Regions from separate parts of the Mus musculus genome. Here regions 2 and 3 are each linked to region 1. Evidence: chromatin loops called from intact Hi-C (ENCODE). Cell type or tissue: heart. All regions are shown on one strand. Links, peaks and the distances in the headings refer to the core of each region. The heading gives the core; the rest is flanking DNA.

The links. Peaks named below come from ENCODE experiments on the same cell type or tissue, not always from the same donor. Only the 100,000 strongest peaks of a DNase experiment are listed, where the experiment ranks them.
Region 2: it touches region 1 in a loop (2.0-fold over the local background); 4 of 42 quality-filtered maps call a loop at or near these places.
Region 3: it touches region 1 in a loop (18-fold over the local background); 25 of 42 quality-filtered maps call a loop at or near these places.

What each region holds. Positions count from the first base shown.
Region 1 is chr15:6,905,158-6,913,052 of GRCm38, reverse strand. No RefSeq gene overlaps it. Among named protein-coding and RNA genes, the nearest start is that of Osmr, 35 kb to the right of the region's middle. In heart, for the core only: no CTCF peak of the experiment used is centred there; a DNase peak (open chromatin) is centred at 3,112; H3K4me3 peaks cover 404 bases; H3K27ac peaks cover 535 bases; H3K27me3 peaks cover 145 bases.
Region 2 is chr15:7,002,622-7,010,516 of GRCm38, reverse strand. The region is part of intron 1 of Gm30559 (a long non-coding RNA gene); the gene reads right to left. Among named protein-coding and RNA genes, the nearest start is that of Gm30559, 13 kb to the right of the region's middle. In heart, for the core only: no CTCF peak of the experiment used is centred there; a DNase peak (open chromatin) is centred at 4,056.
Region 3 is chr15:7,439,576-7,447,470 of GRCm38, reverse strand. It overlaps Gm41263 (a long non-coding RNA gene), which reads right to left and starts at 5,170. Exons shown (of 4, transcript XR_875019.1): 1 at 4,758-5,170; 2 at 3,931-4,021; 3 at 1,479-1,620; 4 at 620-1,139. Gm41262 (a long non-coding RNA gene) reads left to right here. Exons shown (of 3, transcript XR_001781710.1): 3 at 3,773-4,059. In heart, for the core only: a CTCF peak has its summit at 3,526 (motif pointing right); no DNase peak of the experiment used is centred there.

The DNA.
Region 1 (7,895 bases), core at 1,095-6,094:
TCCCATCAAATCAGATCTTTCTGATGGCTGCTGTCACTTGCCTTTATCCAAAGCACTCAGTATCCCACCCTTCTTCCTGTCGCCTTCCAATTCATTTCCTGTAAGCCGTGACCCTTTCTCAGGAACATTAATTAATGTGACTTTTTTTTTCTTTTATCAGAATTCTAGGAACGCCATCTCAGCATGACTCACTCTCTCGCTGTTTAAAATAGGATTTAGTAGATTTTCGTGAGTTAGATGGGTTTTTTTCCCCCTAGATGCTTACTGTATAAATTTACGATCTCTAACATTCTGGGAAAGAAACACATCACTGCTAGTTTTAGTGCAGCTTTAGCATATTGCTACAACTTTTAACGAGGAGACTTAGGGAACATGGGGCACTTGTAGGCTCTCCCCCTGTCTTTCCTAGGAACAGAGCAGATCTCCTCTATGACTATAGTTTCAGGAGTAAGGTAAACCTCTCCCTTAATTGCAATTACTACCGCTCTGCCTGCTAGGAGACTATCAATCTACCAGGCTTTACAATCCGAACAATCACACACTGTATTAAATATACCATGTAAATTTATGTGGACTCAACTCTAAATTAATTTGGGCTGAAATAAATCAAACTGCAGCCAGACCATAATTTAATTAAAAAATTGAAAATATGACTCATGGCACTTAAGGTTACTGATGTTTACTGCCAAAAGAAGTTATCGTTGCTGTGGCAGAGATAAATGTAGGAAGGGCTGCAGGTCCCTGAGGTTGAAACAGATAGATTGCAGGATGGAGATGACATGTAGCAATGCCTAGCAGGACACATATCTTTAGGGCAGTGTCAGAAGAGCGGCTCAGAAACCCACACATGTCCATTTGGATGGCTACTTTCCTGGCCTCTACTTTTGGACTTTAGTATTTCTCTTTACTTTCTTGTGTCTACAAATCTCAATCTCTCTCTCTCTCTCTCTCTCTCTCTCTCTCTGTGTGTGTGTGTGTGTGTGTGCGTGTGCGTGTGCGTGTGCGTGTGTGTGTGTGTGTGTGTGTGTGTGTGTGTGCTCACTCACACACTCTCATTCACAAGCTCCTGTTGGAACTCTTTCCCTAACCTTTGTCCTCCTCCCTGCTCTGACCCTTGGTACATTGCTGTGTAGTGTCTCCTTCCTCCTCGGTGTCTCCTGGCATGTCTTCTTTTCTCTACAGTGGGTAGGAGTGTGTATTCTGCCTCTGGGTGGGAACCTTTGTATCTTAAGGAAGTCTTCTTTCTGGAATGGATGCCGATATTCCCTCTGCCTAAGGCTCCTCCTCAGTCCTGAGTTTTCAAATCCAACCCACAGACCTCACCGTTTCCCCCAGGCGTGACTGGGAGAGTGAAAGAGGCGAGAAAGAGCCAGAACCCAAACCTGGACACAGGCACAGACTGCACACAAGCACTTTGGGGCACACTGCTACCCAGGCAGCAAATCTGTCTTTGTGGTCTCTCCTTGGGTTAACATCCTGCCTACCCAGCCCCACCAAGGCCCTGGTTCTCCCAGGGTTTTTCCTGACCACCTCCATATTGCTTCTCCAGTTAAAACCTTCATGTATATGTGTGTGTGTGTGTGTGTGTGTGTGTGTGTGCGCGCGCGCGTGTGTGTGTGTATGATGTACATGTGTATGTTTATATATATGTATATGCTTATATATGCAATATTTTGTATTATATACATTTAAAGGAGTCTTTAATTTGTTAAGGTCAGTAGTCTCAGAGCTCTAGACCTCATCAAGATGGGAAAGGAGTTCTGTTAAGTCACTAGATACTCTAGGGTCCTCCAGACCACACAGGGCTCCCGGGAACTCTACCTCTGTGCTTTTCCAGAAGTCAACCCTAGCTTACTCTGAAAGCAGCAGAGGGTGAGAAAGGCTGTCCCAGGTCCTGCTGCAGCAGGAAGCATCTGTTGCTTAGGAAAAGACTGAAGTGGGAATCTCTGCCCTCCACCAGGGACCTGGTTTATAAGATTGAGCATCAGTACAGCTTTGAGAACACTAAGTCAGAAACGCAGACAGACATGTTTGTATCTTTTTACAATGTCATAGTTTATTAAATAACCATAAATTCACAGGTTGTATTGTTTTTGTCAGCTGCAGTTAGCCTAATAGTCCTGATGGCCTTTGATAGCTGCCCAATGACAAACATGAAATATTTTACTCCCATCTTAATCGCTAACATTAACTCTTGGGTCACATGTTACACAGCATTTAGTCATTTTATCTCTCTGTATATATGCAGATAACAGAATGGCAACAAAAGGGTCAAAAAGGCCAAAGCAGGGGGGTTGAGGGTGGGGGTAGGGTTGCAGTTCCAAGAAGCCCTAGTGGAGACAGAAAGGTGAGGCAGATACAAAGAAAGCCACTGCTGGTTGTTAGAAAAAAATGTCAAAGAACCCCGAGTCAAAGAAGAGCTGCTGCAGGTCTGAGCCTGGGCTACAGGGTTGAGTGGGAAGTAGGAGACCACAGTTAGGTGTCCTGCTTGTGGGATCCCGGTGAGGGTGTTGCATGCTTCCATTGTCTGGTTGTGTTTGATAAGTTCTTGGGCCCAAGTTTTCTGATGTGGTTTGAATGTACTTATGTGCCCTTGCGTGCCAATCTACTATGTTAAATCTGTAACTGATATCTCCTTTCCCTTTAAAAACTAAGTTTTATGACTTAGCAGTCTGTCCTTTGCAGGCAGTAGTGGACAAGTTGTGGTACCTACGTGCACAAGGAGAGGCAGGCACAAGTGCTCTCAAAATGGTGCAGAATACTCCTTATAAAAATACAAGCATTCAGGCCAAATTATAGTCTGAAAGCCACTGTTTTACACTGTGTGGAACCAGTTAAAGCAGGGCACAGCTTGGTTTCCCCCAAACCTTTGAATTGTGATGTTTTCCTTTCATTCTTGAGTCTTTCTTCCAAAGTTACAGAACACCTTTTGGAAATTCGGACAAAGAAACCCACAGCCTTTCTCAACAAGCTTGGGCGCCCCAGAATCTCCCTAAAGAAATACGAAGCCCATTCAGCCCCTTCAGCGCCAGCTGTGATCCATCCAGAAGATGATGAGCGATTCCTAAGTTGACAGAAGCCAAGTCTTGGCAAGAGCAGGTCTCCTCCCTTCCACTGTGCTGATATCCTAACTGGACGGAAACAGTGGCAGCTGCTTCCTTCCCTCCTGCCTAGCCTCCCACACAGCCGCCCGCGAGGCGCTAAGGGACCCATGCATTAGCCTGCAGCGCCACCTAGCAGACGCAGAGTGAACTTGGGGGATAAGGAGAAAGCAGGTTTAGTGGGGGGAAGTTGTTTTGTAACATCAGAAAAGGGAGTTTCCATTTCTTTCACGGAGTTCTGGGAAATGGAATTTGTATAAAATCTTTTTTGCTCATGATGGAAAAACATTTATTCGACGCTAATGAGGGAATTTTGCCCAAAGGCCATTCTAATCCAAACTTAGGAGAACAAGCATTTGTTTCTCCAAACTTGACTCTCATTTTTGGTCACCTCCAAGACAGTGCAGAACTCGACTCCACCTTGTGATGCACCCGTGAAATCAATGACAAGGCAGAACGTCCCTTATCTTTCCCCTTCCCTTCCTTTCTTTTCTTTTTTTCTCTTTTCCTTTTCTTTCTCAGGTCGGGTTGAATTCTAGGTGATGTCTTCATGCAAGGGGCCCTACGGGACTCATAGGAATTGTTAACCTTGATCGCTCTCTTGATTAGGGTGAAGTGCCAAGCAGATTAGTAAAGCACTTCTGTGAAGGGCTTTTCAGACAGGATTGACTAACGCTGAACACGTGCATCGCTAACGCTGTATGTAGGCGGTGAGCCCCGATGGGCAAAAATGAGGAAACGTCGCCCTTCTTCAGCCTGACTGCCATGCCGTGAACAATTCTGTTCCACCACGCCCTTCTGTCACGATGCTATAACCCTCCTCCCTCATGTTGCCCCCCCCCCCCCCCAGGTATTTGCCACAGTGGCTAAAAGACGAAGGTGTTTGAAACCTACTGTTTCTGATGCTTAGCTCATGAAGCTGACTGACAATCAGAGATAGCTAGCTGACTGATCAGTTGATAATCAGGAATAGCTGACTAATCAACTGATAATTCGAGATAACTGACAGATCAACTGTCAATCAGGAATAGCTGACCAGCTGTCAATCAGGGATAGCAGACTGGCTGGTAATGACAAGCGAAGTTATTCAATTGTAATCATTTTCAAAGCCCCACCCCACCCCTGGTTTGAGTCTGTGAACTTCCTGGAACGGTCCCACAGGAATGAGCTATTTTTCTTTTGTCCAGCTTGAGAGCAGAGATCCTTTCATTCCGTGCATACTAGCAGCTACAAAGAGTTATGCAACTTTGAATTAACACCCAATTTGAAAAGTGATTTTTTTTCCTGATCATGCTAACATGATCAAGAGCCAGCTATTATCGGCCCATCAAATTGACTGTGCAGTCAAATGAAAACACAACCTTCACTCCGTGCATATGCAAGCCTGCCTCTGGTCACTGCCATTGACTGTGGTCCCATGGTTTTCAAATCAATGCCTCACAAAAATATAATTCTAATGCAACTTTAGGAGTTGATTCCTTTCTCCTATAGCAAATGTCTGAAGGATTTTGTGAGAAAGACATCAACATTGGAAACAGTAGCGCGGAAAGCCCACTTTATCTTCAGATGACATCTGTACACATCAACATGTAAAACAGAACTGAATCCCAAGTGCAACGCTTCCTTGAGCTTCCATGGCCAAGATAGTGGCTGTGAAAAATGATGACTTTCATCTGTGTAATAGAACCGTAAGTTGCCATGACAATTTTAGCTGTACCTAAGTTAACTTCAAGACAAATTAAGATTGATTTTAAGAGCAGGCTAGTCTACGTAAAACCCATGGTGTGTGTGTGTGTGTGTGTGTGTGTGTGTGTGTGTGTGTGTGTGTGGCACACACACAGCCAGAGATCCACCTTAGGTATGCTATTAACTGATTGACTGAGAGAAGATCTTTTACCAACGTGGAACTCATCAACTAGGCTAGGCTGGCCAGTGAGCTCCTAGCATCTGCATGTCTCCTCTCCAACGCCACAAACACAAGCACATGCCACAAGGCCCAGTCCTTTTAAAACCATGTTTCTGAAGATAGGACTCAGGTCCCCAAGCATGTTACTGTTCAACTTCACTAGCATCCATGTTATCCCACATACTTATCATTCTTACATCAATTGGTTTGGCACTCCTTGTTCTGAGAAACAAATCTTTCAATCCCCAATAGAAGACAAAGATACACTGTACTAAATGCAAGGAGACTCTTGCTGCTGCTGCTGGTGGTTTGCTTTTGCTGCTATAATACGTAGTGGCTCCTTCTACGTCTAGTTGCAGGTTTATATTAATCTACTCTGGTAAAAGCAATATCAGAACCCAAGATAGATTCACTTTATCGCAGCTTTCTATAAACAAAGACTTTCATGGCTGCTTGAGCACAGCATCTCCTTCCATGGCGTTGTGAGACTGTGACAGATTGGAGCTGGTGAAGAGCCAAAAAGACCTTGTGAAATGCAATGCTCTACAACTCATCGATTCTGTGAGTGTGTATGCCTGGAGACACATGACTTCATGTATTCAGTAAAATTCCAGAGTTCCCATTAGCTTTGGAGGAAACTCATAAGTTAATCCCAACAGTCGAATAAAATATCGGAGGACCAAGAATAGACACTTTAAAGAAGAATATGGGAAAACTTTTCTTCCGGAGATTAAAATCTTTCTAGCTGCTACCACACTTAGGACGGTATGGTATGTCATAGAAAATATTCCAACGGGCTCTTGCCAAAGACTACAGAGTACAGAAGCAGACGTACAAATACATGGCAACTAAAGAGTCCTAAGACTCCCGAGAAAGGCTTTCTCCCCTCCACAACCTCCCGTATACTGTGCCCTAGATCTCAATCTGACTTGATTCTGCTTGTCCGGGTCTCTGCCTCCTCCCTACCTGTGCATAGACCCGGAAGGGAAAGGCAGACCTCCGTCGGACCTGTTCCTGACTCTCAGTGGTCTGCCTGAGGCGCCCAAGTACCCAGAGAGGAGACAGGAAACCGCAGCATTCATCCCAGACTGCCATCTCCCCTTCCCGGTCAGAGCAGGAAGACAAAGGATGTGGACCCTATTCCAAGACTTTGCTCTGCAGCCCTCGAGTGGCCCGCCATTGGTGCCCCAGACACCCGGGCAGAGAGGCAGAACATAGTAGGGCAGTTATCTACGCCTCTTGCTCTTACCATCTTCCCACCCCTCTTCCACAATGACCCCTGAGTCAGAGTGGGTGTGTGATATAGATGCCTCATTAAGAGATAAGCACTCTTGTATTCTCTTGACCGGGTGCGCACCTCTGTGTTAATCATTATGCAGGACAGACAGACGTTTCTCTCGAGGGTTGAGTGAGTGATCCACTCATCTGTGAGCATGATGATAGGTCACAAGCAGATGTGAGTAGAAATACAAGAGTCATAGGGTGGCACCAGATCTTGCTAATCAAGTCAGACACATAAATCCCGCTGTGTCCCTTAGCCGCCTCTTCATCAGATGTGTCAATTCATGAACATGCCAAGTTCCAGTCGGCTCTATCTCCTGGTGTCTGGCTGGTTCCAGCACAGAACAATCCAACCCACTAGCACACCAGTTTAGGTGCCTGCCTCACTCAGAGTCCATTCCGTTCCGTAATGAGCTCCTGTTCCTTCATCCAGCCTCCTGTGGGAATGAAGCCTTTTCCTTCCTTATTCCTTTTTATCTATAAATAAACAAAGCCGCTTCCCTGGCTGGCCCTTTGAAGCAGTTTCTATCTCTCACACTTGACTCAAGCCGGTCTTGAAGTCTATGCCTTCTTCATACTCAAGCTGAGTTGTGCTCGGTTTAGTTTTGCTTCAATTTGACAGTGACATCCAGGCAGGTAGAAGCAAATTGGTTAATCAATGAGTTTTTGGACTCTCCCTCACCAAGGATATGGTATTTCCTCCTAAGAACAATGCTCAAACTAGAGGTTACATTCCTAAGAAAGTTTAATGGCCCTTAATTAGCTGAGCCTATTAAAGTGAGCTCCTTAAGACAGACTTGGAAAGGATATCGGGTGAGTGCGTCTGTGAGGAAATGGATGTAACAGGTAACCTTAAGCTTTGCCTTTGCAAGAACCTGCAGGTCTCCTCTTGTTTAGGGAACGAGAGTTCCTACAGGCAGCCATCTTGGGCAGAGTAACCAATGAAGGATAGCAATCCTGGGATTAGCAATGTGTCATATTACCACGCAAAGCTAGAAGGGCAAAAGACATTGTTCTCTGACTCATACAACAAAACACAAACACACTCATGAGCAGACTCATTTGCTTGCTCTTAGACCTACTTCACCCAGACACCTCCCCATCCCATCCCACAGTGCCCTCCAGGCCTGGGACCCCTTAGGCTTCTCCATGTGCTGATCACTATCAACCTGCTGCATGAGCGGGAGCCTCTGCTCTCCAGAGAACTCTTCCTACTCTGCAGATGTTGGAGAAAGAGCAGCCTCCCCTGCCCCCCCAACTTTCAGTGTCTGAGGAGGAGTTAGGGGCATCTCCTTTGATATATTTTTCTGGATTTCTGGGGCGGGGCCTAGATTGTTTGTTTTCTGTTACTCTGTTTTAGGCATGGACCATGGCCTTTTCTCTGGGAAGACTGAATAAAGATGGTGCTTGCTCATCCATGAGTACACATGTCACCCACTTATCAAACCAGCACTAAATGACGTGGAGTCATTTAGCAAACACGTGACTATGGCACACAGAAACTATAAGGCTCAGAAATGTCATCTGCGTAGTTGCCTTCTTCCCCTCATGTTTTCTGTCCTTGAAGTTAGTATCTGTCTTGCTTTTTCATTTGCTTTATCCTTTGC
Region 2 (7,895 bases), core at 1,578-6,577, 97 kb before region 1:
AAGTGCACAGGATATGTGCTTGATCACATGTACTGAGGAAGTACATCAGGATGTATGTTTGTCCCTGATTGGATGAAGGCAGGAAGTACATAGCCTAGTGGACTTTGCCTTTATAAGCTCATGATTAAGGTTATTAGGAATTATACCTAGAGCATGAGTTTCAGGTATGGACCTGGCCAGCATCCATGGTATTGGCCAGTGTTTAATAAAGCCTCTTATTTGTTAAAAATCTATTCATGGTCAGACTAATAAATCTCTGAATGACCCCAGACTCGTGACACTCACTTCTCCAATATGTTTCTATCCCTCTCATTTACTTCAGAACTTGAAGCCCTGAATGCTTTTCCTTTTCAGTTCTTTTCACGGGCTCTCTATTAATTTACTTCTTATCAAGAGAGAGAGAGAAAAAAAAAACGATTTGCTTCCAAATAGTTGCTGTGTCTCCTTCTCTACTGAGATCCATGAAGGCAACCACTTAATGAAATGTCACATCAATACATCAGCCAGAGCCTGTAAGGCACCAACTATAAATGGCTGAGTATCTCCTATACAGAACGCTAACCGTCTACATCTTCTCCCCACCCAAGTTTAAGTTTGGGACCTGCTGTATCTGTGACTTTCTCCACTATCACCCAACCAGTACCATTCTCTCAGTTCCCTGTCCACCTTTCCTGTATCTCTATGACACATGTGGTCTCCTAGGTTCTAGCACGTGTCAGGTCCTAACCTCTTCTCTTCCTCTCTCTCCAGTAACTCCATGGGAGCCAGTTATCAGACCACTCCTTTTCTTTGGATGGCTCCAGAAGATGTAGGATTCTGTTGTGATCAGCTGTTCTCTGTGGGCATATGTATTTTATCTTCAAACTAGTATTAGGTAGCAGGGGTTGTCAAGCTACTATCTGCCTAAGGATCATCTCAGGCTATTGGAACATAGATTTCCCTTATCACTCACAGAAATATTAAGAGGTTATCATCAATGTTGAGACTGGTGGCCTGCTCTCTAAGAATGTTGCTCCCAAGCAGTTCTATGTGGAGGGGCCAGTGTCCCTCTGATGTCACCTCAGATGTCAGAACTAAGCTTTGGGGAAGTGACCACTCCATAGGACACATCAGGGATGGATCAGAATGAGGTAGGATATCAGTCCAAGCTGGTGCTCTGGGCCAGCCTACCTTCCATTGAAGGGTTAAAAGTTTTCACCTGTCCCTTCAGCTCTTAGATGGCTGCCACAAGGTTCAGCAGGAAAATCCCTCAAATTCCAGGCTAATTGGCAGATTCCAGGGATACTCAGTAAACACTTCTCCTTTCTTTATTGACACACAGCAAGAACAATAGTTTGGCTCTCAGCCCACTCAGAGAATGCCACTCCACTAGACCTCTCTTCAGCCTCCCAACCTCTCCAATGGCAACATCTTGGAGAAGAGGGTTTCTTTAGAAGACGAAGCCTCGCCAAAACTCTTCTAACTTGGCGACACCACACTTTGATGTTTTGAGTTAATTTGCCACAGCTGAAAGTTTTTTCACACTTGCGAAAAAATATCAAAGTTCTCTCTTGGCTTTCAAAGAGCTAAAATAGAGCTCTGTTTTCAAACTCTAATGAATTTGGCATGAGTGCCATTCATCCTAGTCAGTGATATTTTTGGAGGACTTGAGGAAAAAAAATGCAGCGTGAACTCATGTAGTACCAGATTTCCGAATCCCAGTATATAGGTATTAAACCACTGCGGGTCAGAATCACAGTATGTATGTTGGTATTAAACCACTGCTGGTCCACTCTCAGCTTTCCAAGTTGAAGAAAGCAAGGTTTTATTTTATAACTCCAACGGAACATCTCCAGAGATACCTTTATTCTCAACATGAAGCTGAAGCAACAACAAATGATTGAATATAGGAACATAGAACTTAAATTAGGTTTTTCAATGACGGATGCTCTGTGACTAGAAGATATCTATAGAGAGTATGGGTATTATGAAAAGATTCCATCTTATCTATGAAGAGATCATAAGACTTTGGGCCAGTTGTGTGTCTGGGCTTTGGTGTCTTTATCTGTAAGATGCAGGTGCTAGCCAGGTTGCTTTATGGAGGCAAAACAGTGAGTTGAATTATTCGTGATAAACTCTCAAGTTCTTCATTGCAAATGATACACAGCAAATGACATCATTGTACATGGAAATTGCACGCAGACATTCTGCCTAGACTTAATTCTCCCTGCTCCTTACTTTAGTTTCTTCTGGCTAACCAACAGAACCAAAATACATACATACATGTCTTTTTGTTTTGTTTTGTTTTTCAAGACAGGGTTTCTCTTTCTCTGTATAGCCCTGGCTGTCCTGGAACTCACTCTGTAGACCAGGCTGGCCTCGAACTCAGAAATCCGCCTGCCTCTGCCTCCCAAGTGCTGGGACTAATGGTGTGCGCCACCACTGCCCGGCCATACAAGTCTTTCTTGTCTTGCTTCCTTATAGCCCTTTTGGCATTTATGGCCTGTTAGGAGGCCACCTCAGGACTCCCTCTGGCTGAAGGGTGTCCATTTCTGTCTGGGATTCAGTAGAGCAGAAATACAACCCTATTTCTTCCAGCTGGGTCTCAGTACCTACCAAATTCCCCAGCCCAAAATATTTCCTTTGATTTAACTGCATTTCTAACTTGACTGAGAGCAATAGAATAGATTGGCAAGGGGTTGAATTAAATCCATGGCCATGATTTACACCCCTCTCCTCTAAACTGACTGCTGAATTAGAGGCTGAAGATGACAAATGTGAGCTCCACATATTGCTAGAGCAAAGTGGAAAGATTGCTCTTTTATTTTCTTTTTCTTCCAAGGTCTACTTTCCAGAGGGAGTATTGCCTTTTTTGTTTTTCCCCAGAAGAAAATGAATAGGTCTTTTGTGTGAGTGGATGGTGCTGACTTGTTATAAAATATTGATTGATTGGTTATTGATTGATTGATTGCAAATTCTCTCCCTAGGCAAATGTATTCTCTCAGGGAGACCTTGAAAATTTTAAATCACTCTGCAGTAATTTAGAGTAAGTGTCTGTCTGGTTTGCTTTGATGATTAGTATAAACCCGGGAGGTGGGGAGGTGGGGAGGTGGGGAGGTGGGGAGGTGGGGAGGTGGGGAGGACTGTCGTTGAGCACCTACCCATGGGTCTGAATAGCTTCCCTTCAAAACATGTTCTCCATTAAGCATTATATGGTGCAAGCAGAGATTGATAAAAACATCCATTAGCTGGTACAAACCATCCAGCATGTGTGAATTAAAGATGTTAGGAAACAAGTAAGCCAGAGGCAATCAGCTTTGGGGCTGTATAGATTTACTACAGCAAGGGCCAGGTATCTGTGTGTAGATGTTCCTTTGACATCTCAAATGTTGACTGCAAATATTTGCTGAAGGAAGCACCTCCCTTTCTGAACTAAATGGACTATTCTAGAATGTTATACAACAGCTTACATGTTATCAGGATTGGTGGCCCCTTGGAAGAAGTCTTATTTTGTTTCTAAGGAGCAGTCTTGGCACTTTCACGAACCATCTCAACTTGTCCAGCCATAAGAGAAGAAAGATCTATTAGAGACAAAAAACTAAGCCACTGTTTGAAAATCAATTAGCATACATTTTTGTTTTTCCTGACATTATTGGGAGCCAATAAAAGAAAGAGTAGTGTGTAGAGAAGACAGACTCAGCTGTTCTGTATCGTGACTTAAGCCACAGGTCTTGAAAACAGTCATATGTATATGTATATGTATGTGTATGTGTATGTGTATGTGTATGTGTATGTGTATGTGTATGTGTATGTGTATGTGTATGTGTATGTGTATACGTATATGTATATGTGTATATATATACATTTACATATATGTATATGTGTATATATATACATTTACATATATGTATATACATATGCGTCTGTGTGTGTGTGTGTGTGTGTGTGTGTGTGTATGAAACTGAGGCAAGGAATGGTGTGTTCAGATCAAGTATTCTTGGTTTTCTCTTCTACTCTGGTCGTCCAGCAATTCCAGTGGAATTCTACCAGAGCAGGCAGTTGACCTCACAGGCCAGCAGCTGGTCATGTCTCAACAAGACTCTGAAAAAAGAACACAGACCCTGAGGCCCTTTGTATTAAGCAAAAATTCAATATTTCCTGTGTGCTTCCTTGCCAAATTTCCTTAACTCTACAAATTCAGATTTCTGTGTTCAAATCCCAGCTCCAGCATGGATGAGCAAGGTTGCCTTTTAGATAATCTAGATGCTCCGGCCATGCCTCTGTTTCCTCATATGTCAAATGAGGACTACACCACCTCCTTACAGGACTATTATAAGTTGCTAAGCCTTGTCCTAAACAAGAATCCATTGTGTAGTGCCTCTATTAACTTTGTAATTTGAAGAAAGAATCCTCACAAAGGTTAAGTAGGAATGCTGCCAAGGCTGAAATCTAAATTTGACTTCTATGCCTTATCTTTTTCCTTGATGACTCCTCCTGAACTCACCTTTCCTGGAAACCAGTCCATTCTTCTTTCTGGACCTAGTTCTGTACTAAATTATCTGGACCAATTCAGAATTTCTGGAGATGTGGCCAAGGAAGCTGCATTTCCATTGGTTCTCTGACTACTCTGTTGCCAGGACCCAACAACTCAGGCAAATCTCTGCAGTAACTGCCATTGGGCTAGCTTTTGCTGCTTGCCCCTCATCCTGGAAGTGCCCCAAATCTATCTTGTTACATGTTTTTGCTATCTTGGCTGTACACCCCTCTTGTGCTATTTCACGACCTGGGAAGACTGTGACAGCTCACAGTGTGGCTCTCATCTTTCCAGTCCTTGTGGAACAATGGTTTATGGAATTCGTGGCCAATTTTGCTTCAGTCTGTCAGGGGAACAGTAGAGGGGTAGGAGAGGCAGAGGGTCGAGAAGCATGTCTCTTCCAGATACGAGATCTAACCCATACAAAGATGCAACATTGTCTCCCCAGGGAATCTCAGGCTGTGCTGGGGTCAGTTCTGCCACATCAGATAACACAAAGCAGAGAAGATGAGCCCAGAAGGACAGAAACCCAAGTGAATGTTTGGGGTAGAGGGTTGTGCACAATGGATTCCTTCTAGAGAGAAGGATGGTATCATTTTCAACTTGCTTTCATTTTATCCAGCTATATAAATATTCACCAACCACCCCCACTTGCATGAGTCTACCAAAAAAACTTTAAACAGATGCTCTTGAGGCTGTTAAGACCAAAGCTTAGTGTGCTACTCCCCGCCCCAGGCAAGCAACTTTTCTGCTTTTCTTATCATTATTTAGTTTTTGACCTAACTTTCTCCTTAAGCTAGCCTTAAATCTCTGATTATGTAAACAGCTGAAGACCATCTAATTCCCTAGTGGGTGTCAAAGATCCATATAAAGGAGATGAGGGAGTGGAAAAGAATAGAAGGAAAAATAAGCATTAATTATTAAACACTTAGAAGGGTTTAGGAATCACATACAACTTGGCACTTCTCTTGCTCAAAGCTCTGTCTCCATTACAGGCCAGGAAAGCAAAGCTTCTCACCATAGCAAATTTGCTTAATTGTGTTTTCTCTTTCCTAATGTGGAAAGGATTTCAAAGCATACTTCTTGTGTGTGGCCTACCTTTGCTCTGCCTGGGAATGCACTATGAACTGATAGAATGTCTTGTTTCAAAGGGGACTCATACCACTTAACAAAAGGCCTTATGCAAACGTTTATAATATGCAAATAAGGTATCCTCGAATGTTTTTATAATAGGACAAAGACACCATTCTCAGCTTTATTTTGCTTACTGGGCTTGGTACAAAGAAGTTCAGGACGTGGGTCACAAACAAGAGCTAGGGTAATACAAATAATGTTTTGATGTGCCCTGCCCTACGTCTGAATTCATTTTGTTTTGCTGCAAGAAAATAGTTGAGGCTAATATTGCTTAATATCTTAAAAGCATCTAAGATGCGTTTTCTTTATGGATAGAGGCTGAAAGTCCAAGATCAGGCAGCGGCATTGGAGGACCTCTGGAGTATAGCACGATTACATGGAAGGTGGGTGGCCATGTCTGAGACAGGTGAGCAGTGGCTATGGAAGAAATCCTGTGGTCAGGGAGGAAGCAGGAGACAAGAGCAGGCTTGCTTTCTTAGATCAAGCTCCTTTGTTGGGAGTTAACCCAGCCCTGTGAGAACAAACTACTCCCATCCAAGGATAGGGACCTATCGTCTAAGCATCCCTTCAATGTCTTACTACCTAAGCATTGTCACAACCAAGCTTCCAGTTCATGAACCTTGAGGGGAAACATTCATATCCTACCAGACCACAGTACCTTCCACCAGAGACTGGGCAAGCCCGGCAGTTTATCATACCTTCCAATCACAGTGAATTGCGGAGCAGGCTAAATGTTACACCGTATTACCACCCATGGATTATGGTGGTAGGTATTGTGGTTTGGGGCTCAGAAATCCAGTCACTGCATCATCTGTTCCATCTTCATGCCACTCAGATGGGCACAGTGCAGGTGAGGGGTGTCCCATAGTCCCACCTAGATGCTAAGAAGCTACCCAAAGCCTGAAGCCAAATACTTCAAGATACTACCTAGTCCAACTTTCTCATTTCATAGATGAGAAAACATGCCCAGTGGTATGGTGCATTGGTGACTAAACAGAAGTAAGGTCCTATGAGCCTTGGTTTAGGAACTACTAGTTTGCTCTGTAATAGTTTCCAAAGAATAGAGAAGACATGCAAGATGGTCTCTGAAGTCTTGATAACCTTCAGAGGGAGACACAGAGGAGATAGAAGGAAATGGGAAGCTACAGCCTTTGGGGGCTGATGTAGGGGTCAGTGACATCTGAGGTGGAACTTAGACATGAGCCAGAACTTGGATCAGTTACTTGGATGACACACAGAAATGGGATTACAACCCATGTGGGAATATAACTTCCTCCACCCCAGTAAGATGGAGATGGTGATGGTGCCTGGTTTTGGATTGTGCAAGGACTGAAGGAGATAATACAGAGATCCTGGCACAGATGAGTTGCTTAATAGATGCTGACTGTTATTAGAACTTGAGTGCAGACATCCAAGGATAGATGACGGGATAGACTGCCAAGAAGTCAGTCCTGAGGGGACCTGTCCTCAAGCCAGGCTTCCTCCCTGGCAGCTCCTTGTTTGCAACCCGGGGCCCTTTGCTGCTTAACTCTTGTCCTCTTCCTGCCCAAGTAAAAGACAGATACAATGGTTTTAGTGCCCAGCTTCAAGCTCAGAACCCTATAGCAGGGTTGTAGGATATGGCTGAAAAGTGAAATTGAAAAAAAAAAAAGGACTTGTATAAAGGATATCGATAAAGAAATGAAAATACAAAAGGAAAGATAACTGTAAGTTTTTCTTCTGTTACCATCATGCTAGATTATGTTGTTTGTTTGTTTTTTAAGCTTTGATTAAGTATTGGGAGTATGATGTACGATCTCCAGTTCGTCATCCTTCCATGAAAGTTTGTAGAGCAGTGAGTGCAGGGCTGGGAGATGGGTTAGTCAGTAAAGAGTTTGCCACACAAATGTGAGTTCAATCCCCAGGATCTGTGTAAAATCCTGGGTTCAGCAATGGGAGTTGGCAATCCTAGTACTGGGGAGCAGAGACTGGTAGATTCCTAGGCCTGGCTGGGCAGCCAGACTAACAGAACGGCCAAAGAGACATTAGCTCACAAAACCAGAGTGGAGCCTATCTGGGGAAAGCAATGAAGGCTGGCTGTGGTGACATGTGCAAAGATGAATGTGTGCTCACACACATACATGCAGAAGAAAGCATACACACAAAAAAGGAAAAGAGAACACCCCTCCCTTTTCTCTTCTCTTACCCAGGACCTTAGAGTCCTTAGGTAACTACACACATTTGGGTTTTCCCTCCTTTATTAAAACTG
Region 3 (7,895 bases), core at 1,578-6,577, 530 kb before region 1:
ATGCTATTGTTTGATAGCATATATATATATATATATATATATATATATATATATATGTATATAGCACAAATATGTTAGCCCATCTTTTATTTGGCTAAAAATTAATTGTTCCATGGCTATGTATATGTGGTGTTATCTGAAGGCTACTGGAAAGTTCCAGGCATAAACATAGTTCTCTGAACCACATTGCTGTTGATTTGCTAAATTACACTAATAGACAATCATTTTTTTCCTGCCTAGCTCTAAAAATCATGTGTTCATAAAAGGTTTAACATAGAGAGTCTGTTTACTTGGTCTTAGCCACACAGACCCTTTGTCAGGCCCTGTCTCTGGTGACTGTGCTCTCTCCTAACCTTTCCCTTTTCCCAACCTCATTCCCTTTTATCTCAGTAACCACACTAACCTTGGTAGTGAGAAAGCCACTAAGAGCTCCCACACTGTAACTTACCAAGATCCAGCATAATGTTCTAAAAGGCAAGAACTACAGTGGAATGAATTGTGTGGAGCCTAGACGCCCAGAATCTGCAGTGTAAGGTATAAAAACAATCCGTAACAGTTAGCCATTACGCAATAGCAGATGTTTGTTTCTTGAAACAGGTGGAGGGATCTGGAGAGAGATGAGGAGGAGGAGGAGAGGTGGAGGGGGCAGGGAGGGAGAGAGGGAAAGAGAGTGAGGGGGTAGAGATGGAGAGGAGACTATGAGTTCCCTGGATGGAGAAACACCAGTCTCCGCATTACAGCCTCCTGGATTTCCTAATGGGACTCTGTCCTTCCCTTGATGACAGGGACTCATTTTCCAACTCCCCCCCCCCCCCTCCACTGCTCCTTCTTACCACCAGCTTCCCTGTCTCCTTTCTCTCCTCCCCCTCCTTTCCCTGTTCGTGCTCTCTCTGTTTTCTGCTTCTTTTCATCTCATCTTGCTTTCCTATGTGACAGAAAAAGATAAGCCTAGACTCTTGATAAAAATGAATGCCTTCCTCCTCTTTCCCTCACGGACTTAGACTGTACCCATATTCAAAGTCTTCTGTCCTCATCACCCAGATTGGTTTAGGTTGGAAATGGAGATGTGCTTGTGCAAGCTTGGGTATGGAGTTGTTGACAGGACTCATCGGTTATCCACATATCTTACAGTGCTCCATCTTAGGGAAAAATTAAATGAAAAGAAACAAGCATTATAAATTTTGAAAGGATACTCCTGTGTAATAATTGATTTCTACAGGCTAACAGCCGCAAATTCAGTGCAGAGTCATTTATTTTGGCCACAGAATTTTGGGTCAGTTTTGGTTAATGCAAGCTGGGCTGAAGCTCTACTGAAGAAAACAGGTTTTCGTTCTAATCTGTGATTCTTTTAAAAAGAATCTTTGCATATGTAGGAGAGACTCCTGGAGTCCGATGATCTTAGAGTTGCTATTGCTCTAACATGGTGTGAAACACCGTGAACGAAGTGACTTGGGGGAGTGAAGGGTTTCTTCACTTACGTTTCCATATCACATTTCATCACCAGAGGAAGTGAGGACGGGAACTCAGATGTGGCAGGGACTTGGAGGCAGGAGCTGATGCAGAGGCCACTTTGCTAGCTTGTCTCTCACATTTCCAGCATCTTCTCTTTACCTCAGCTTCCTAGACAACAAAGAAGCAATCAAAGTCAAAACTGCTCACTTTTTTTCACTACTCCACCCACCAGCATCCAGCACTTCCTGCAGCAGTGCCAATGGCTGATGGGAGTATCCACAGCTCAGAAAACCTACAAAGGCAAAGTAATGGGAACAACAAACAATCCTGAGAGCCCAGGGATGCTTGTTACTGCATCTGATGTAGTGAAAACTGACTAGTAATGGTTTTTTTCCTTTGGTTTATTGGGTTAATAAGTAGAGTGAAGACAGTTATCATTTGAAAAATTCACAGCCAAGTTATAAAACTTGTTGTCTAGATCAGACCTTGGATTTGTTACTGGGCAACTTTCCCCTCTGGGCCTCATCTTTGTTATTTTTAGCTTGAAACTAACAACATGTCATGGGTGCTTCTTAGAGTTCTTATTTTCACAGTATAACTAAGAACATTGCTGCCACATTTCCCTCTCTTGCTGTTGAGCTCCCAGTTGAGGAATTGTCTTTATCAGGTTGGCCTATGGGAGTATCAGTTAGGAAATGTCTTCAGTGCTTTATGGATGTGGGACATGCCACCCCAAATGATTGGTGGCACCTCCCAAAAGAAGACCATTCCTCCTTTGCTGCTGTGGCATTCCCTCGAGCTGCTGAGTTAATTTACCAACTGCTGCTTTGATTCCTTTGCTGATATTAGAACCCACATCTGATGTGGACCAAGAACCAGCAGGTCTCTGGGAATCCTCCAGGCCTGTGGTACCAGCCTGGGACTGCCGAGAAACCCCACCTCATCAGCTATGAGACTAGTGGGTTCTCAGCTTCTATAGTGTGAGGTAGTAAGTTGGGACTATTTTGATCAGCTTGCATAAGCTGATTCAAATTTTCTATGGGTTTTATTTGTCTAAAGAATACTAATACACATGGCACCCACCATTTCACAACAACCTACTGAAGTAGCTAATGATTTTCTTACATACTTAGAATTCGTGGTCTTCCAAGATTAAGCAATCTACCCATGGTCGCATGACAAAGAAGAGAAGACACAAGCCAGGTGTGGTAGTATAGTGGTAAACAGCTGCAATTTAGGAAGGGTTGAAATGAATTTGAGATGATCCTAGGCTATACAGCAAGGTCTGAAATAGCCTGGTCTACGTAACAAGACCCTAACTCTGAAACTAACTCAGAAACTAAGGGCTGAAGATGTAGCCCAGGTTAGAGTGCTTCCTAGCCTGTGCAAAATCCTGGATTCTCAATATTCAGTGCCACTAGCAACACCAACAGTGATGATGGATAGTAGTGAGTTAAGTCAGAGTTTTTGGGCAACACACAGTTAGGAAAGAAAGAAAGTGGTAGCCAAGTTTATCTTAAATCCCAACCTACACATTATATGAAGGAATACCTTTAGCATTAATAATTCTTACTTAGAATAACACAGTATCATCAAGCATAAGTGAGAGCTATACTTTGTTTTTTCATTGGGAAAAAAGACATACAGAGAGAGAGAGAGAGAGAGAGAGAGAGAGAGGCTCAGTAGGCCAGAGTAATTGCTCTGCAAGCATGAACATTGGAGGAGCTGAATTCTAATACCCAGCAACCACGTAAAGATCCGAGAATGCCCACATGCACACAACAACTCCATCATAGTGGGATAGAGATAGGATGATCCAGAGAGGTGGCTGGTCAGCCAGACTAACTGAATGGTAAGCTTCCAGGTCAGTGGGACCCTCTCTTAAAGCAGGAAGGCAGGGAACAATAGAAGACACCCAGTGTCTTGTCCCGGTGTCTGTAAAGGCACACATAGACACAAACACCCACCCACTTATATGTATGCACCCCCCCCCCACACACACACACAATTTTTTTGTTCTTTTTTTCTTTTTATTTAAAGAAACAGTTCTATTGTCTTTTGCCACCAGATGGCGATCAAAGCTAACAAGCTCTAACAAGCTCCAGGCTCCAACCCTGACACAGCTTAAATATTGTGCTAAACAGACCTTCCATTCTCCCAAATCAGGGGGTCCAAGCTAGAAGATCTACTTTTAAAAAAGATCAGCATCCACTTGAGTTCCAGGTACTAGGACCTCTAATCGAACTGATTTTTCCCCCCAAAATCAGGTGAATTTACCCAGAACACTTAAACTCAACTCTTCTGTTCTTATGAATTTCAGAGACTTCCAGGCCGTAAATACACTCATGCTCACAGTTAGTCAAGAAGCATAGATCTGGAGGACGTGGCTCAGGTGATAGACCGCTTGCATAAGGAGAGGAGGAAGCCCTGTGTTCGATTCCTAGCACTGCAAGATGGAGTAGGTCTGTTGTTGCGCACCTGTCATCTCTGCACCTGTGAGGACCAGACGACGTTCCAGGTCATCCTCAGACGTTCCAGGTCATCCTCAGACGTTCAAGGTCATCCCCAGCTACGGAGAAAATTGGGCTAAGCCGAGGCTACACAAGACCGTCCTTTAAAAATTAAAATTTTAGTATAAAGTCTGCCATTCCGGTTTTTAAATCGATACTTCTGAGCTTACTGCTAGGTGAAAAATTATTGGAGCCCTTAAGAAATGCAGAAAGTCAGGGCCTGCTGTTGACCCACTGGGCCGTAATCTGCATTTGCATCCTTCTCCCAGGTGATTGGTTTCATATTAGAATTTGAGAAGCACAAAAGAGCCACCGCTGGCAAATTGTTAAAAATACTTCCACATACAGCCACACTCATAGAAGCAAAGCATGGATAGTGGCTTCCCGGCTGTAGGAGAGCAGCCTGGGGGGTTACTAACCAGACAAGCTTTCTTAGAGCAAGTTCGGTAAGCCTTCTAGTCTTGTTGTACAGCATCAACCCTGTCAGTGACAGTTTTTAGAGGAATCTGAGTGATTTCCTTCTGAGCAGAGTAGAATTTCAGCCCTCTAGCATTTGGGACTAAGAGCTGACTTAATCTGTACTTTACCCAGGGGCTCTGACTATTGCTGGCCCACACTACGCATGCTTGGCAGGCGCTTCTGCACATTCCTCCTCTCCCCACCACTTCCCACATTCTTCTCTCAAACGCTTTTTTCGTCCCATCTCTCATTCATACAATTCTATATGATTTGTGAACTCATACAACCACTGTCACCCACATACATAATATTTGTTTAATCGGGACAATAACTTACCTTAAAAATGTGTCTGCAAAAATTATTCTTCGATTTTTTTTCAGCTGCTTGGAATATTTATGACTATCCATTAGCCCTGGTAAGGTAATCAGGAGTTGGTTATATTCCCAATCCCGAGATAAACACACAGCCCCTCATAAACTCAGGCTCCAGATAGCACAAGACGAAGCAGTCCCACATCCCTGTGTTCTCTGCAACATTCACAGCAGTGCGGGGCAGCTGGTGTTTGTCTTAAAACGTCTCGGCATTTGTTTATTAAATAACGAGAAAATATTCCTGATGATCTCTGCTTTGATGCTCATCTTGTTCTCACTAAGCCCTTTTCTGTCTGGGGAATTAGGTTAAGTCTTACTGGAAAGCTGAGCTGCTCTGGCTAACCTTCCCTCGGAGCTGGAGAGTAACCTGGGGTTTGGGCGCCTCCAACAGAGTCAAATGTCTGCTAAAAGAAGGCGTGGAGGAGAAAAGGAGGATCATGGGCAATTGGGGGGGGGTGTTAGGGAGAAGGAAGAAAGAAAAATAAAGAAGAGAGAGAGAGACAGAGACAGAGAGAAACAGAGACAGAGAGACAGAGGGACAGAGACACACACAGGGAATACACTGACAGCTCAGAGTAATCCTAACAGCTCTAATTGGTGATGGTATTCTGGAGCTCAGTCTGGTAGCTGTATTTGCCACCAAACCAGGCATTCTGAGTCCATCCCCAGAACAGGTGGAAGGAGAGGACAGGCACCCACAAATTGTCCTTTGACCCCCCACAGGCACAGTGAGTGATACATGCATAAGCACACGTACAATACATGAGTACAAACTCATTGAAATTCAACAGTTTTTCTTCTCATACAGAAGTAGATGAAGGCTTCCCTCCATGACCCCTAAGCTGCCTTTCCCACGTGCCCAGATTCTCTGTTTTATCTCCCACCAGTCCTTCTGCTGGCCACATCTCTGAGACTTTGCTCTGCTCTGCATTTATCAGCATGGCTCCCTTGCTCCTCCAGCCCCTCCCCCTTTACCCTCACCCTGCTTTATTTTCCTTTACAGTGCTTATCACTCTCTGATATCCATTTCTTTCATTGTCTGACTCACTGGATTAGAAAATCCGTCCTAGGAGAATAGGGCCAGTGGCTGGTCCTTAGGGAAGACGGATAACCCCTGTGGAGGGGATGCAGGGTTTGCTATGGGCTGGGCTCCCAGGGCAACCTGATTAGTCCTCAACATAACCCTATAAAGCAGGCTTTTACAGAGGACGTGGAGTCACACAGGACCAGATTCTTCTTTGCAGAATTCTTCTCAGACTATCCATTCATCAGTCTTTCTCCAAAACTTGTTGTTGAATAGGTGCCAGCTCTCTGGTCAAACCCACACCACTGTATGTTTCTATATGGAAAGCTGTAATGGCCACAGCCATACTCAGTTGTTTCAGTTTTGTTTATAGCTGCTTTTGTGTTAGAGTTGAGCAGTTGTGCCACTCCCTGGGCCAAGCATGTTCAAACTGCCACAGAAGGCATGAGTTACTTATCTGTTGTTATAAAAAAAAAATACCCAACAGGAGCCACTAGAAGGTAAAGAGAGTATTTGGAGTCACAGTCTTTGAAAGGATGTGGGCCATTGCGGCAGAAAGGAGTGGTGGCAAAATTCGAGGGTGCTGGTTCTGGTGGTCTGTATTCAGGAAGGAGGGGGGGGTAAATACCAGTGTTCAGCTCTTTCTCACCTTTTTGTTCAACCCAAGGCCCCAGTTTATGGCACAATCTTATTCACATTCAGAGTGGGGTTTTCATCCTCACTGAAACCTCTCTGGAAATGTCATCCTCAAAGACACACCCAGAGATGTCTCCTAAGTTAGTCTAAATCCAGGAAAGTTTGTTTGAAGGGTAGTCGTTGGAGTGACAGCATGAGAACAAAATAAAACCCCTGGGGGGTGGGGGGATATGCAGGTGAAGGTGCAAAAAAATACTGGGCTGGTCATGTCTTTCCTGTGCAATGAGAGAAGCACAGAGAAAAGAATTCCAATTCTAGATGCAGTAATTCTAGGTGTTGATGTAGTGCCGTTCTCCTCCCTGTCCCCCAATAGCTGTGTGATTTCAGGTTAGCATGCATGATGCTAATGATAATAACATAGGCTGTGATAATTGCTTTTATTCAGTGTCAGGCTCCATTCTTGGGATTATACTAGACCCTCAGTGTTTGATGCTCTGCTTTGGTCTGTTGGGTTTTCCATAAGCGTTCACATTCTTCCCTTGCAAGAACAGACGTAGGTAGGTACGGCCATAGGACCTACTCTAGTCAAAGCATTGTTGGAGGATGTGCTGGGTGTAGATCCTGCTCAACTTTACCTGTGCACACATCCCACGGTTTTCTCCTGCGTTCCCCCCCACAACTATAATAACCAAAAATGTTCTAGAAAGTGGGTACTGCTCTGCTGGGCCTCAGAGATGAACAATGCATAAACACTGTCACGGTTTGTTTTAAATGCTGATTTTCCATAACCTAGAGCCAGCTGGAAAGAGAACCCAACTGAGGAATTGTCTCCATCAAAGTGGCCTGTGGGTGTGCCCATCAGGGATTGTCTTGATTGTCAATTGTTGTAAGAAGAACCTGCCCATTGCTGGCATTGTGAAACTCTGCAAGGGTAGAGAAAGCTAAGTGACTAGGTGGCAAGTAAAGAAAGGTTTGTCTTTGTTCTTGACCATGGGTGCTTTGAAGAGCTGCTTGACCTCTGGACTTGACTCCTTGCCATACAGGAGGTACTGTAACCTGAACTGGAAGCCATCTCTTCCCTACGCTGCTTTTCAACAGAGCAACAGAAATGAAAAGAGAATAAATGCCCACCCTCCTGGAGCATGAACAGTAAATAATGTATAAAAAGCCCCTGGGCTACTTGATGCTGAAGCAGCATCTATCCCACCATAATGAATAAAGCGTCCCTAAGGTGAAGGCTCTAGAGTCTTAGGAGCACAAGGACCTCAGATGCTCCTCGGGAGCAGCATCTTCATTGTCTTGCATCAGGACGTTACTCTGTGATATGAAGAGGAGGAAGTGATATGTATCTGATGTCAGCCATGTCTAAGGTACTTAGGTTGCCATGGGGAGGACAGGAGAGGAACAAGGCTCTTGCTGAGTCACCTTGTTATTTCAGCTAGA